Regions from separate parts of the Mus musculus genome. Here region 1 is linked to region 2. The links are chromatin loops, found by intact Hi-C in ENCODE. Cell type or tissue: heart. All regions are shown on one strand.

The links. Hi-C counts contacts between places; a loop is a spot of excess contacts. Peaks named below come from ENCODE experiments on the same cell type or tissue, not always from the same donor. Only the 100,000 strongest peaks of a DNase experiment are listed, where the experiment ranks them.
Region 1: it touches region 2 in a loop (2.0-fold over the local background); 3 of 42 quality-filtered maps call a loop at or near these places.

What each region holds. Positions count from the first base shown.
Region 1 is chr4:53,820,136-53,828,135 of GRCm38, reverse strand. It overlaps Tmem38b (transmembrane protein 38B), which reads right to left and starts at 2,091. Exons shown (of 6, transcript NM_028053.2): 1 at 1,916-2,091. The coding sequence starts at 2,027. In heart, CTCF peaks have their summits at 6 (motif pointing right), 1,697 and 4,366; DNase peaks (open chromatin) are centred at 1,705, 1,915 and 4,215; H3K4me3 peaks cover 1,550 bases; H3K27ac peaks cover 1,445 bases.
Region 2 is chr4:53,628,188-53,636,187 of GRCm38, reverse strand. Fsd1l (fibronectin type III and SPRY domain containing 1-like) reads right to left here and starts at 4,717. Exons shown (of 13, transcript NM_001195284.1): 1 at 4,576-4,717. The coding sequence starts at 4,590. In heart, a CTCF peak has its summit at 4,320 (motif pointing right); DNase peaks (open chromatin) are centred at 4,297, 4,717 and 6,997; H3K4me3 peaks cover 1,641 bases; H3K27ac peaks cover 1,251 bases.

The DNA.
Region 1 (8,000 bases), 190 kb before region 2:
CTGTCTTCAGACACACCAGAAGAGGGCGCCAGACATCATTACAGATGGTTGTGAGCCACCATGTGGGTGCTGGGATTTGAACTGAGGACCTCCAGAAGAGCAGTCTGCGCTCTTAACCGCTGAGCCATCTCTCCAGCCCTAACCATAAACTTTTTAAAACTTCTGCACTAAAAGCTAAAATTTAACGAGTGTGGGGGGGGGGGGGGAGGGAAGCTTCAGCACTTACAATGAAAGGTCCATGATGCATAAAGAGAATCAATAAAATGAGACAACAATCTACATCCTGATAAACAGGCAAAAGAGACTTGGCATTCACAGGAATTAAATACAAATGACCCATAAACCAAGGAAGCATGTACATTAATAACCATGAAAAATGCAAATGAAAATGGTTCTCTATGAAAATGGCAAGATGGTGAGGACTGAAAATAATTACTACTCTTAAAGTTACTAGGTCCTCTAACACACTCCCTGGATGCTGGCGCAGGCATTCTCCTCTGAATACTATCATTTCCTAGTACTGGGAGAAAAACATGTTTCCCTCCTTGGTAATTAGCATTCAATTATCCAAGTGATTCTCAAATTTTAGACCCATACTGACCCCTAAAATTTAAAGAGGGCATGAATGGGATGCCAGAATTTAGGGGAAGAGACTACAGAGGGATAAAGTGCTTTGGAATATAAAATACTTTATATTTTTATCATATAACTTTGTGATAAAAAAATAGCGAATATATTTATGTAGATCATACCTTTAAAAATATTTTTAAAATTTCTTGGCCTGGGGCTCTACTCAGTGGGTGGGTACTTCAGTAGCTTCTATCTCCAGTAACAAGGAAGGACCTAGAGTTGGTGTTTATATTTAGCATTTGGAAACGTTAACAGTTTTTAAAGCAGTTACATATGGATTTTAAAATAATGCATTAAATGTAAATAATGTGTTCTTTACTAAAATAACTATTCTCAAAATCAAAAAAGTATTTCGTGAGAAAAGGCACATTGCTATCTAATTAGGCAAATCTCCTTAATGTCTAGCCTCAAACAGAAATGCTTGGACTCATCAGCTGTTTCATTATCTCTTACAACACTGTTAAGTCACACGGCCATTGGGAAACTTCGCTGTACACTCATAAAGGCAAGAACGGATAAATAACCTCTGAAGATACATTATGAAAATAATGAACTTTACAGTGTGTGACAGGGAAGAACCTGGGAAGTGAGCCACACTTTGAAAACGTCTGATTTAGTCAATACAAGATACTATCGGATTCTAGATATGGAGCAGTAACGAAACTGTAGTTCTCTTTAATCAGAGAAACAGTCTCCCACGAGGATGACCTGTTCCTCCACGAGTTAGACACAGAAAACTCTCAAAAACGTATGAGGCAAGGATTTAAAGAATTAGTGGTCCAGAAAAGGTAAGACAACCCTTAAACTTTCACCCTTCACCTCCCGGACAAGGAAGGCAGAGAAATGCCTGAACTCAAAGACAGACTCAGAAAAATAATGGGAAAATGGGGAACTTTAAAAGGAAACCCACTACATTCAATGTCAAAGACAGGAGTACAAACACTGCTTTTTGGTCACATGGTTCATGGAACTCAACGTTGTGAAAATCCCATCCCATCCCACATGTTTCACAGAGGGCTGAACTACATGCCAAGCGACTGTTACCCGGACCGTGCCTCCAGTGGCTGACTGAGAAACCGCAAAGCCACCCCCTCTCCTGGTTCAACACGCTAGCAAGGTGCTAGGTCCCACCTGAGACGTCCCGCTCAGGGGTCTACATGACCTTCCTCAGCCTACGTCTGAGTCCCGTGCTCGGTACTGAGGGGTGGGCCGCAGGGCATCCCGGCGTCCCTGCCTCCCGCAGTGAGGACGCGGAACCGGGAGCGCGTCGGGCCCCTTCACTCACCTGGCCGCTGCTTCAGCGCCATCACCGACACCAGGTAGTGGGCGATATCAAAAAAGGGAAACATGGACGTGCGGGAAAAGGCCAGAGTCAGATCATCCCACGGGTACTCCATGACGACTACCGACGCCGCCGGCCCCAGCAGCCGCGGCAGCCGGTTCCCCTCCGGCGGAGGGGGTGGGGGAGGGGACGGCCGCGCCAGCTTCAGCCCTGCGCGTGCGCCCTGGAGCCTAGGGGGGCGGGGTCCGGAACGGGGGCGGGGCCGGAGCCGGAACGAGGGGCGGGGCCCTGGCCCTGGTTCTCCTAAAAAAGGTATGACATTTTCTCAGTGTTGCAGTCAGTGCCAGCTGACCCAAGGGGCAACGGGCAACGCTCAAAGTCAGATTCTATGTAAACGGATGCCATTCCTCTTTTTCTGAACAGCCACGATGTAACTCATTTATTACTTAGTGAAGATATGAAAGATAATAAAACGGTAATGTTTTATCCATATCCCCATGAAACTTGAATTTTCCCAGAGGGAAAAAAAAATTTTAAGGACTCACGGAATTTCACAAAGCATAAAAAGTATGGATGCCACGCCAAAGCAGATGGTTAGAGAAGACCATTGCAGGGAAATGCACACGGTATTAAAAGCAAGTCTGTAAATATTAGAAGTTATTTTGGCTAGACTACAACCTGAAAAATGAAGTTGTAAAAGAAATAAAAGTCTTTCGCAGTGAAACCAGGTGGTTTAAGCTCTTGATCAGTCGCTACATTGTCCTCAGTCTTGTTTATCAAAAGCATGTGCTGAATTGGTAGTTGGGGTGAAGAAGATGGGCAGGTCTCTGAAGTTGCAATCCAGCACCAAAGATTCATGAGAAGAGACTAGGGAAATCAGAAATGCATTCACTAATCCAAGACAAAAGGTAGTAGTAGTAGATGCAGGTCTTAAGGACAAAGCCACAGATAGAGAAAGACTGCCAAGCAGACTAAAGTGGATACAAACACCACCTGTAATGACAGCAAAAGGAGCCAGGTTTTGAAAAACAAGAAAAGGAGCTATCTGCTGAAATTGGTTGCAAAAAGAACTAAAAGTAAAGGGAAAAAGTGAGACTGGATTTTAAGAAAAAAAAGGTAAATTTGGCACATTTTTATTTGACATGTCAACAGATCATGTTGTTACTTGGCATGGGTACACACAAGCTATTGAGGGAGCAGGTAGGTGACTGTTATATTGCTGCAAAGGGCAATCGCCTTTTCCTCCTGAGGTTAGCCTCGGTATTAACTCACTTAGCAAATGTTATTTACACCCGTGCTTTGTACCGAGCATTTTACTGGCTGCCAGAGGCACCACTGTCCTAAACACCAGGTTTCAAATGTAAGAAAGTGGTAGCAACATTCTTCATTTCATAACTTGTCAAGAAACAATAGCCTTGATTAAATACTTTTTGATCTGCTTTTCTAAGCAAACACTTTTTACAGGGAAACATTTCTTTTTAGCTTCTGGCACACTTTGTTTATTATAAATATAATAAAATAAACAGTCAAGGCTTTATTAGCTCTGCTCAGAGATATTGCAGGCTCCCTGACATTTGACTCACCACATGAGTGCAAAACGAAGTGTGCTCACATCTGCCTACTGCCTAAAGACAATATTTATAAGATCTAAAAGAAATGAACTAGGAAGATCACACACACAGAAAAGCTCTATCCATATTTTGTATGTGCTTATCATATTTGCTTCTGGCCACTACATAAACTACCTGGTCTAATGGAATGCTGTGTAGTTGAGGAAAACCGGAGTGAACCGAGGGAAGACTTAGAAGAGGAAAGAAGAAAGGAGGGATTTGGGACAGTTCATCTTGGACTATTCAGCCTTTTCCTGATGTCTGAAAGTGATTTACAAAAGTTGCTGATAAAATAAATCTAAGGTATACACCTTAGAAAACAAAACTGGGCTAATCAGATTATCAGCTAAGGAGCTGTGACCCAAGCTCTTTAATGCATTTTGTTGTTGTTGTTGTTTGTTGTTGTTTAGAAGCACGTGAAACTAGTATTTTTCTAAACCAAGTTCCTCAACAGTAGAACCATTGGCATTTGAACTGAACAAATCTTTTTGGACTACCCTAGGTATTGTAGGATATTCAATAGTATCCCTTGTGCATGCACACATGCACACACACACACACACACACACACACACCAGTTGTAATGATCAAAAATATCTCGTTATTTCGAAATGTTCCCAGGGTGGGGAGGATTACAAAATCCTGCACAGTCCAGAGCTATGCTGGTAAATGAATCAAGGGCAGTGGCTCTATTAATACAAACATTGGGGCCACGCCAGACGGTTAGTTCTTATAACACATGTCAGTTTCTGCTTGTTCACGTCTCTCCCTGACTCCATGTCTGAGATACTCAGCTTCACAAAAGGCATTTCCTTTCTTTCCTGCAATACTGCTTCCTAGCCACGGAGTGGCATGTCTTTAACTTTGACAGATCTATTATAATAATTTTTTTAAGAACCATGAAGAAAGAGTTCAAGAACAAAAAAAAAAAAAAGGTTTCATTTTAACGGGAACAATCTTATTTTTAAACTTTAGTATTCTGGATAGGCATTTTTTATCTGAAGTTATTTTCTTAAATTAATTACACTTAGTTATCACACGATAACTAAGTGTATGTGGAGGTTACGTGTATGTGATTCAATATACTTCTGCAGGTCAGAGAATAACTCAATGGAGGTCAGTTCTCTCCTTCCACCAAGTGGGTCTCCCAGGTATCAAACTCTGATTCTCAGGCTTGGTTACAGATGACTTTATCCACTTGAGCCATCGGACAACCTCACCTAATATAATATTAATAGCCTATTTATAGCCACTTAATAGCTTGTCGACATCAAATTATATTACACACAAAACACATGGGCTTCAATTTAACCCCTATTTGAGGAGGGGGAGGGAGGAGACAGACAGAGTGTTTCTGTGTAGCCCTGGCTATCCTGGAACTCTGCAGACCAGGCTGACTTCTAACTCAGAGCCACCTGCCTCTGTCTCCGATGAGCTAGGATTAAAGGTATGCCTGGCTTGAATTTAACCTGTTTTCATGTTCAGAATTAGAAAGGAGGGTTAACTAGGGAATGCTGGTCACACTCAGAATACTGACCATACCCAATCAGCACAGTGAGACTCTGCCTCACGAGGTTTCAGTGATTAAGTCAGTCTGAGAATCCACTCAACTCTACTTGCTGTGTATTTGGTAATAATAACACCTTTGGTGTTATGTCTGGGAACATATGACCTTAGCCCTTATTTCTTACATTTGAAATGAAAATCTTTTTCTCTAAGTATCAGCATCATTTATACTTCCAGTAAATATAAAACTATTAGACTGGAAAGATTCTCCAAGTATAAACGTACCTAAATAAAAACCTGATGTCCCCAAAGGAAGTATCTACTGGTCAGCAAAGGTAAACTGCCAGTCACCAGTATGGTAGCTGCCAGCTCTCTATGGCACATCTGTAGCAATATGTCTCTCTGGTCAAGAGTGATAGGGAAGTGGACCTAAAAGATTTGGGGGCCCCGAAGACATCTCAGTGAAAGTCCTTGCTACACAAACCTGATCGCCTGGGTTTAATCCTCAGAACCCACAGTGACAGAAAGAATAGCTCACACAGAAGTTGTCCCCGGGGGGCTGGAGAGATGGCTCAGTGGTTAAGAGGTTAAAGGTCCTGAGTTCAAATTCCAACAACCACATGATGGCTCACAACCATCCATAATGAGATCTGACGCCCACTTCTTGTGTTATGTCTGAAGACAGCTATAGTGTACTTACATATAATAATAAATAAATCTTTAAAAAAAAAAAAGTTGTCCTCTAACCATCTTCTGGTTGCCTTGGCAAGCATGTGACTATGTGTGCATGGCCCCCACTGACAATGGTGATGGTGGTGGTAATGATGTGGTGGTGGTTTGAATAGGCTTATAGGGTGTGGCATTATTAGGAGGTGTGCCCTTGTTCTGAGAAGTGTGTCACTGGGGGTGGCCTTTGAGGTTTCATATGCTCAAGGCAGACTCCATGTTGCTTTCTCTACCTGCTGCCTGGGGATCCAGATGTAGAACTCTCAACCACCTCTCAAGCACCTTGTCTGCCTGCATGCTGCCATGCTGCCCGCCATGAGGATAATGGACTAAGCCTCTGAAACTGTCAGCCAGTCACAATTACATGTTCTTCATTATAATTGTTGCCATAGTCATGGTGTTTGTTCACAGCAGTAGAACTTTGACTAAGACTAATAATAACAACAGTGATAATAATAGTAGTAGTAATAATAATAATAAATCATGATATGATACAAAAAATAAAATAATAAGTCATTCTGAGAAACTTAAGCAAAGTGAGGAAGTTACTGGATCCTGTAGAGGAATTTTAATCTAGCAACATGGCTGCTCTGGCAAGGAATCGCATCCAAAGACCTAGGTCATTATATTCTAGCTAGATTGGCACACCTTTAATCCCTCTGGCTAGAAAACAAACATGCCCTTAGTACATACCTTTAATTCTAAACAATGAAAGAAGGGTTTGTTTATAGAAGGAAAAGGCTATGTTTGAAAGTGACAAATCAGAGAAAGATTGCTCAGCTCTCATGAGAACAGTGCAGGAAAGAGAGGACTTAAGAGAACAGTTGGGGAGGAGGGGCAGTTTTAAAGACACAGGTTCCAGAGAGAAAAAACTTGACGCAGGTGAAGACATAAAGAGCTAGAGAATGAGCAGGAGCCAGAGAGTTAGAACAGATTGCCAACGTTCCTTTGAGGCTGAGCAGAGCAATTCAGTGAGAAGCCAGTTTGAATCGGTCACCTTGAAGAGGAGTTTTGAGCCAGAACAACTGAGTTGGAACAGCCAGGCAGAAGTCAGAAAGAGCAGAAAGGGCGAGTTTATTCAGCCGTAAGCCTCTGAGATGACAATTACATATGGCAAATAAAAGTCACTTTTATAGAGTCCTATGAAAGTGAAGGCGAGTTGAACATCAGACCCAAGAAGAAGAAGAAACAGAGGACATTTCTGGGCCCTACAACAACAGAGCATTCTCTCAGCTACTGACCGCACTCAGTACCAACATCCCTCACCCTGCACTCCTCTCCCCCCATTCAACATTGCTAGGAGACATAGCCTGCCTGGCATGGAGAATATATCCTATATCTTCTTCTAGCTAATAGCTCTTGGCAGGAGGCTGAATCACCTGGTTCAGATGTGAGACAGCTGTACATCTGAAACAATCTCTTGAAGAAAGAGATTCTCATTCTCTCTCTCTCTTTCTCTCTCTCTCTCTCTCTCTAATACAGCATCTCACTTATCAGAAAAACTCACTTTGTAGCTGAGGATAGCCTTGAACTTCTAATCATGATGCTTGGTTTTCCGTGGCCTTGGGGCTCAAGCCCAACTTCAGTGTATGTTAGCATACCTGAGAGCAAACACAGTCAATTTCAACTCCATCATAAATTAGCCTTTTCTTCAAATCATTTACTTTAGACTAGTGCTAGAGAAAAGACGAAAAGGCCATCAGTAGCCAACTGGAAATGTTTATCCTGATGCCATCAGTTCCTCTTACGTACCCTGTAATCACTGTTCTTTCTCCTGTTAGACAAAGCTCAAACACTACTAGGGGTTTTCTTTCCTGAGTGATACTGTGGCAGTCATCCTATCGTTTAACAGTATCCAAACAGAAACCATCACTTTCTCCTCATTTCAGATACTAAAGAATGCTGGTGGTGATGGCATATACTTTTTTTTTTCCTTAACTTTTTACTTATTCTCTGCTCACTGCCTACCTCCTGGTCATCCCTTCCCACAATCCTTCCTCTTTCCCCCATCCCTTTCTCCTCTGAGTGGATGGGACCCCCATGGTTATCCCACCCTCCCACCCTACTCCTCCACACACACCCCGGCCCCTAGCACTTCAAGTCTCTGCAAGGCTAGGCACTTCCTCTCCCACTGGGACCAGACAAGGCAGCCCAGCTAGAAGAACATATCCCACCTACAGGCAACAGATTTGGGGATAGCCCCTCTCCAGTTGTTCGGAACCCATGTAAAGACCAACCTGCACATC
Region 2 (8,000 bases):
ATGCTTCTTTCAGCATTATTTATTATCTTAAAACCTGGGACCAACATAAACATCTAACAGAAGGATAGCCATCAAGCGTATTCAAGAATCACATTCATATGAAAGCACTATGCTGACTGGATATGAAGTGTTGTGGAATGATGATAAACTGGGGGAATGCTCATGAAATATTACAGGAAGGCAAATTGTAAAGAAGTACATGTAGTATGCTGCCTACTCTTCATAAAAGGTGACCAGCAAATCAAATGCTGACTGTGGTTATCGTCAAGGTTCAGAATTAAAGGAGATTTTGCTAATGTATTTATCACTAACATTTCCTGCAATAGAACTTGTATTATTTGTATTTGTAATCTAGCAGAGGTACATAGACTGGCTATGCTAAAAATTATATTTAAAAAATAAATAATTATATACCAAATTTAAACTGCTACCAATCAACAAACATCAGTGATTACATCTGAATGAGGCTGGGAAAATCAGCTGAGGTGAGAACACAGTGAAGGCCGCTGGCAAGTCCACCTGCTTCCAAGTATGGTCCGTGTGGAATAGCCACCACTACAGCCAACATCCAGTATGTGCTTGCTGCATGAATAATCCTGTTGACATTCAGCCAAGCATTGCAAAGAGGCATTGTGTTAAAACTTAAAAAAAAAAAAAAAGCCTGCTTCATTACTGATATTTAGAAACTGCCAAGTTCAATTAAAAACACGAAGGTACTAATATGTGAGTATAGAGTGCATGGGCACTCACATGGTGTTCATTTCTGTGGCACTTCATGGTCTACAGCTCTATTGAGAGAGGTAAGATTCCCACCCCTCCCTCCAAGAAGAGAAAGAAAGGAAGGAAGAGGAGACGCTGATGCAGGACAGAGATCTTACCTGACCTGCATGCCAGACTTTCCTCTCACTTGTACTCTATACCACGTATCAACACTTCACTACACTTGACAAGTGTCTAAAACAAACCAACAAACCTGACCACTGTACTGGGGTTTGTCCCTAATAACATTTTATTTGTCTAAAAGATCTATTTTCTTTTTAATTATGTGTATGTGTGTGGGGAGGCGCACATGCATGCAGGTGCTTGTGAGTCATCCGATGTGGGTCGTAGAATCAAACTCTGGCCCTCTTGCAAGAGCAGGAAGGGCTCTTAACTGATGAGCCATCTCCCCAGCTCCTAACTGTTGGGACCTAATATTTTAAATTTTAATAACCTTAATTGTTTTAGTATTTAGAAGCCAAGAATACAGGCCTGGAGAGAGGTAATGAAAAAGTGTGGAATATGGAAAAAACAAAAACAAAAATATCAACCTGGTTTGAATCCAGACTGCCACTTGCTAGCCGAGTGACTGTGTGAACCATGAGAGAATTCTGCTGTGAGAGTGTAGTGTGACATGGTACTGTATGCACAACACCCAACTTCCAGTCTTCTTCACTTCCCTTGAGAAACTTTTTCTTTTTTAAATTGAAAGCAAGTAAGGGACACGGATGGGTCAATTGGATAGCTATGGATACCCAATTGGATATGGAGTACAGCAAGTATCAGGATTTAAGAGGAAACAGGTAAGACAAATGCAGATGTCCCCAGTCGAGCTTTACCCTGTAGTATAAAGGAGACCTTTGAGTCCCTACCCAGCTAGGAAGAACACTCAGAAAAACAATGGGGAAAGCATTTAACAAAGCCAGCTCCTAACAGCATCCTCCCTCTGCCCACCCTCTCACCCCCACTGCTGTAACAAGCACCTTTCCTAGAAACAGAAAGCCCCATGAATACCAGTGATCTGCACGGAAATTTACCTTGCACTACCAACTTCAAAAGAAGTACCCAAGAGGCTCAGCTGTCTTATTTGTTTCAGTGTTTTCTCTGAATGTGCACATTTATTTCATCGGGTAAAGAAACCTTCCAGATTTTATCTTAGAACCACTTAAGGACATATTCAAAAGGTCTGGGGATCAAACAAAGCCACCTATCCATAACACATCCTGCTCACAAAAGTGTCCCAGAAACTCTACATAAACAAAATCCCTCTGTCCATTTCTAGGAGATAATACTGCTTCTGTATCCTACAGTATGCCTTACACACCCACAGCAACTTCGTCTTCCTCCTCTACTGAAATAGAGCATTTGTTGCTAACAAAACACTGAAGTCGTTTCCACAGACAAAAGAGAAAAAAAAAAGGCATCTGGGGAAGCCACCCCATGTGCTGACCAGCCAGCAGCACCCATGTACTGAGCAGCCAGCAGCAAGCTTCTGTAAGACACCCAGTTAATGTCTTTATCATAGATTGCCTGACTCACAACTCTTAATCCTCTTTGTATTGGGACTTAACAACTGTCTCTTGGCACCACCAACTGAAATAATTTCTTAAAGATAAACAAGGAGAGAACACACCTTAAGGAAGTCTAGGAGTGGCTCTGAAAAGAAAAACGTGATTTTGAGGTTGAGCGTCTGCGATTAACAAGAGCTCACAGATAATACTGTTGGGTGGTTTTCCAGAAATGGACACAATCCTCATAACTCTTAAAGAGACTGCAGTGGATATTCTATTTTATAGATGAAGAAATGGAGACTCATGGCAAATCATCTAAGCTATGATGGCCCATAAACAGTATGACCAGAGAGCTGGCTCCTCTTAATAACTCACAACCCAAATCCCTAGGCCTTCCTTGCCACTTACAGCATGTCGCTACTTTCTTTATAGACCTGGGGACCATTTCTGCTACCATTTTTATGTGAACATTCTACAACAGGAAATAGTCTGGAAACCTCATGCTACAGGTGCACTACTGTCTTAGATAATAGACAAGAATACCCAATTAGTTCATTACTATTTGTAGCTAGTAACTAACTGACTCTGCAGCAAACCGTAAGAAAATGAAGCTCAGGTTGACAGCACGAGTGCTAATTACAAACATTAGACCTAGATATCCATCAGAAGCCATAGCACAAGCTCTCCTCGCTAGAAGATTGCTTGATACCTCCACCAAAATTTTAATATTGAAAAGTTGACTTTTCAGAATTATCCAGTACATCAACACCAGTAAAAGAACAGCTAACTCTTCACTACCTCTGGGGAAACTACTTATGGGATCCTGTGGGTGCACAAATACATTGTCTAAAATGAGAAAAACCTGGTTGAAACCATGTTTGTCCTTATAGAACTCACAACGTCAAACACTTGATTCCTCAGTGTCCCCTGATAAGATGATCTACATTGAAGCACTTTTAGCATTTTACCATGCACAGACTATTTTAGTACTAATTATTCATAAACTTGAAAATACTGTTTTCCGAATGGAGTATTTTATCCAGACTTTCTAATAGTATATTCTTTTCTTATTTCTACAGAACAGAAGATGAAAGAGAGGAATGTGCGCTGCATACAGGTAGCAAACACACTGCACCCTGAAACTCATCTTTCCGGATTCTCCAGGCACTTGCTCTTCTTCCTTTTGACCTTTGCTAATGCCCACTTAAATATCACATGATGCCTTTCCTCTAATAAGTCATGCAATGTTTTATCAGCCTAACAGAGAATCCTTTAAATTTATACACACTCAAAATACACATTCTTAGACATACTAGTAATCTCTTTAAAAGATACTATAGTATAGTTGTGGAAATAATAATTGGATATACCCAAATGAATGGGTCTCAAGGCAAGCTCAGAAAGATGAATCCAGGTAAGAATTGCAGTTTTTCTCTAACTCTTTCTGGCACTTTCTATGCAATAATAAAAAAAGAATGGCCTCTTAGAAATGCCCTTGTTTTCCCTGATGTATTATTAATAACACTTGTGTTTTTCTTTCCTATACCGCAATGTATTGCAATTACACTATAACATAACAAAGATAGCAAGGTGGCTTACTTTTTTAATACAGGAATTACTACTGAATATTAAAAATTCAGTTGCAATTGTATTCAGTGCACTATTTGCTTAATTAAAAAAGGCTATTGTGTAACTCTTTCCTTAAACTTGTTCTCAAAGTACTAAACATTCCGAAACAAGACTACTGGCCAGCCTCACCAACTGAAGGACGAGGGTGGGGCAGCGGCCCTGACAACTGCCTTTTTCCTCAATTAGGCAAACACTGAGATCTGCTTATAAATAAACCACTAGCAAGGCAGTGGGCAGATGTACAAAGGAGATTCAGTCCCCGGACCTACAGCGCAGAGACCATGCTGAAGACACGGTGGAAGAAAAGAGACACCAGCTTCCGCGCGGGCGGGGATCCCCCCACGCGAGGCCGAGCCTTGGTCCTCACTCCAACCGAGGAGGGACCCACCCTCGGAGCACGCCGCGGGCAGCGGGAAGAAAGGGGCCTAGCGCCCGCAGAGGGCGGCAGAGACCCGGGTGCGGCTCGCGGTTTCCTCCCCGCAGTGCCTTCCCGGAGCCAAGAGCAGGACAGAGGTCGTCCGGGGTCCCGGGCGCGGCCATCGCTCCCTGCGGGCTCTCAGGTCCCGTCGGGTCGGGTCGGGTCGGGTCGGGTGGGTCCCAGGCCCGGCCTCGTCCTCCGCGCCCAGCCCCGCGCGCCCCGCCCACCCTCTCGGCCCCGCGCTGCGCCCCCGCTTACTTTCTGCGAGTCCATGGCTAGGGACTAAGCCCTCCGGGCCGAACTTGTCACCGGAGCTGAGTGAGAAGCTGGAGGAGCCTTAGAGACCCGCTACCTCTGCCGCCGTCAGCCTTGTCCCGTCCCGCAGAGATCCCGCCCGTCCGCGCCCAACCCGCGCGCGCGCCGCTACCGAGCCGCGGTTGCCAGGGTGAAAGGGCGGCCCGCGGGAGGGTGGGGTGCGAGCGCGCCACGCATGCGCATGCGTGCGCCGACACCCGCACCGGCGGAGAGGATGGAGCGCTGCCTGGCCGCCTGCGTCTTCCTTCTGCAACTGCTTCTTTCTTTGCATCCTTTTTCCTGTGCCATCGCTGCGGGCCTTGCAATGAACCATTGGGCACCCAGCAGCCAGGTCGTGCGGAGAGCCTGGGAGCTAGCTCAGCCCGGGACGCATCCTTCACCTGCAGCGTCTCTCCACTTAGCCTTGGTAGGCCAGGCCCAGTGATCCAGCTGGAATAAACACGCTAGGATGGAGAGGCCGCGGAAACATGTGGAAGGGTCTTCAGGGAGCGTGGTGGAAACCTTAAAGGGCTCTGGGACAAGGGGTAGAAAGAAGTTACAGATACGTGGGTATGGGACCACATGGGCTTTGTTGCCTGGTCAACCTTGCCCTACTAGTATCTTGCTACCTTGTAAGCAAGTCTTTTTCCGTGACCTGTGTCATCAATGAAATAGAATGAATGCAGACCTCGCAGAGGACAGCTTAAATCCTGTGTTTGAACTCCCCAGAGCATGGAGTAAATGAGAGTGGGACAGCACATTAGAATCTGCTCAGGACGGGTGGAGCTGGCAGTGCAGACCAGAAAGCTTGGGGAGAAGACTTGGAAAGGTTCTCCAGAAAGGCAGGCTTCATCTCCATTTAGGTGACTCAAGAAAAATTCTTCTGGGTGTTCACATCCTAATGGAATAAAAGGGAAACGAGTATGAATGAGCCTTACGAACCGGTTCTGCCCTTCTACACAAATCCTCAGTGAAAAGGCCTGCTTCTCAAAGAGCTTACAATCTAAGGTGGGAAATGACAATACAAATCCATGAGGCTGTTAGAAGAAAAGTTTGTAAGAGAAATCAGGGAGGAGGAAGATAGATCAGTGGGCAGACATGAGTACCAGAGTCTGTATACCCAGAACCTGGTACCCACATAAAAGCCAAGTGACCACAGACACACACCAGCACACAGGTGCCCCCACTTGTGTGCCCACACATTGTAATACCCTCGACCAAAGCACACACATGAAAAAATTAACAAAGGAGGAAATTGCATGAGGTAAATGGAAGAAATAAAGTAAACAATTAAATTGCACAGAGTTAATAGACTCCGAAGAGGTGGGGTGCAATTTCCTGACATTACGCAGGAATGACCTGGGTAAGGGTTATATGAAAGGGGTTGAGGAAGAATATCTAGTTAGAAGGACAGTTAAGAATCAAGACCTTGGAGAGGCAGGAGCTGTTTTAGATGAATCATATTTACACTTCAATGTTTTATGTTTCTACTAGAGTCCAACGACACTGTGGTTTCTTAAGATCAAAACTTCTTTTACCACACCTGTATTCTGACCTTAGCAAAGAGCAGGCCACACACTGTGCACCCAATAGACCTTTTTTGTTTGTTTGTTTGCTTTGCTTTGCTTTATTTTTTCTGGAGACAGGGTGTATAGTCCTGGCTGTTCTGGAACTTGCTTTGTAGACCAGTCTGGCTTCAAACTCACAGAGATTCTCCTGCCTCTGCCTCTTGAGTGCTGGGATTAAAGGAGTGCACCACCACCACATGACCCTTTCTTACCTGAACAGAAATGCAAGGTATATGATAAAAGACACAAAAGGAAACATGGTTTAGACAGGGCTAAGGAAACAATGCTCGCAGGCCTGGCTGGGGCTTAGGAGAGGAATGCCCAGCTTCACTCCTGCCAGCTGAAGGGAGGCTGGCATGCAGTCCTTCAGAGGAGCCAGCTCTTGATATCAAGGGAAGGGACTCTACTAGCCAAGCCCCCTCAATTACATGGGGGAGATGTGACAGAAGCCAGGTCCCCAACCACTGACCCAGGGCTGGTGGCTTGGAGGGCTGATCTCAGTGCTGAAGTGGAGTCATTTTCTATGGCTGAGAAATGCAACCTGCAGAGGAGAGGACATCAGAGGTCAAACTGCCACCCTTGACTGACACTGTGGACCCATCACGAAAGGACGGAAAGAGCATTTGGTCTCATCTCCAAAGTTTCACCCCACTTCCACCAGAGGCAAGCTCCTGGGCAAGGTTTGAGTAACAAACACCACCACGAGGTCAAGAAAGTGGGTTTGGGAGACACAGTCGCCCTGCAATGTGATCACCAGACTGTCACAGAGCCACACCCTGGGAGCTCATTTCTGGCTCCTTGCCCCAGTCTCTGTAGCTCTTTCCTTTCAGGCCAGCCAAGCAGCCTGTGGATTTTGACAACAGCTGTACCCCATTTGACTTCTGCTCCCAGCAGATCTCTGACTCTGGTTTGACGTCTGGCTTCCTAGGACAGCTCACCCATGACCATTTGCTAACCTCGTTCTCAGCACCCAGTTCCTTTGGGCTATGATTTGTGTCCCCTCTAGCCTTCAAAGTTCTCTCACTACACTCCCTCACCAAGCCAGGCAGTTAGGCTGCAAACCCACCCACTGAGCCTTTGGACTACAGGCAAGCCCTTGCCTTTCATGTACTTATCTTAGCATACCAAATGAGTTTAGGAAATGTTTTTAAAGTAACGTTATTTTAAAGCAGTTGTTCTTAAATCTTGACCTCAGGACCGACTGCATCAGCATCATCTGATAACTTCTTAGAAATGCAAGTCCTCAGCCTTTTCCTCAGAATCAACAAAACAGAAACTCCAGGGTCGGCTTCAGTAACCCTCCAGATGGTACTAGCATAGCTAACCCTTGGGAACCATTGAGAGGAAGAAAACTGCTCTTTAAGGGGGGTGGGGGAGGGGCAAGGGAATCTGGAAAGATGGCTCAGCAGTTATGAGCATTGGCTGCTCTTCCAGAGGACCTCGGCTCAGTTCCCAGCATCCACATGGCAGCTCAGGACTGTAACTCCCATTTCTAGGCAATCCATTGCCCCTCCCTGACCCCTAAAGACACCAGGCAATCATGTACTCAAACATACAAGCGGGCAAAACACTTGCACATATAAAATAAAAATTAAAAAGTCCTAAGAGAAGAAAACAAAGGGTCTAGAGAGATAGCTTTGTTGGTAGAATGCCTGTCACCCAAGCATGAGGACATAAGCTTGATACCTAGCACTGTCCAGTGTGGTGGCATGCCTGCAATCCCAATGCCAAGGAGGTAGAGAGAAAAGGATACCAGGCACTCCCAGGCCAGCCAGCCCAACCTACTCAGCATGCTGCAGAGTTAGTGATCATGCCTCACGT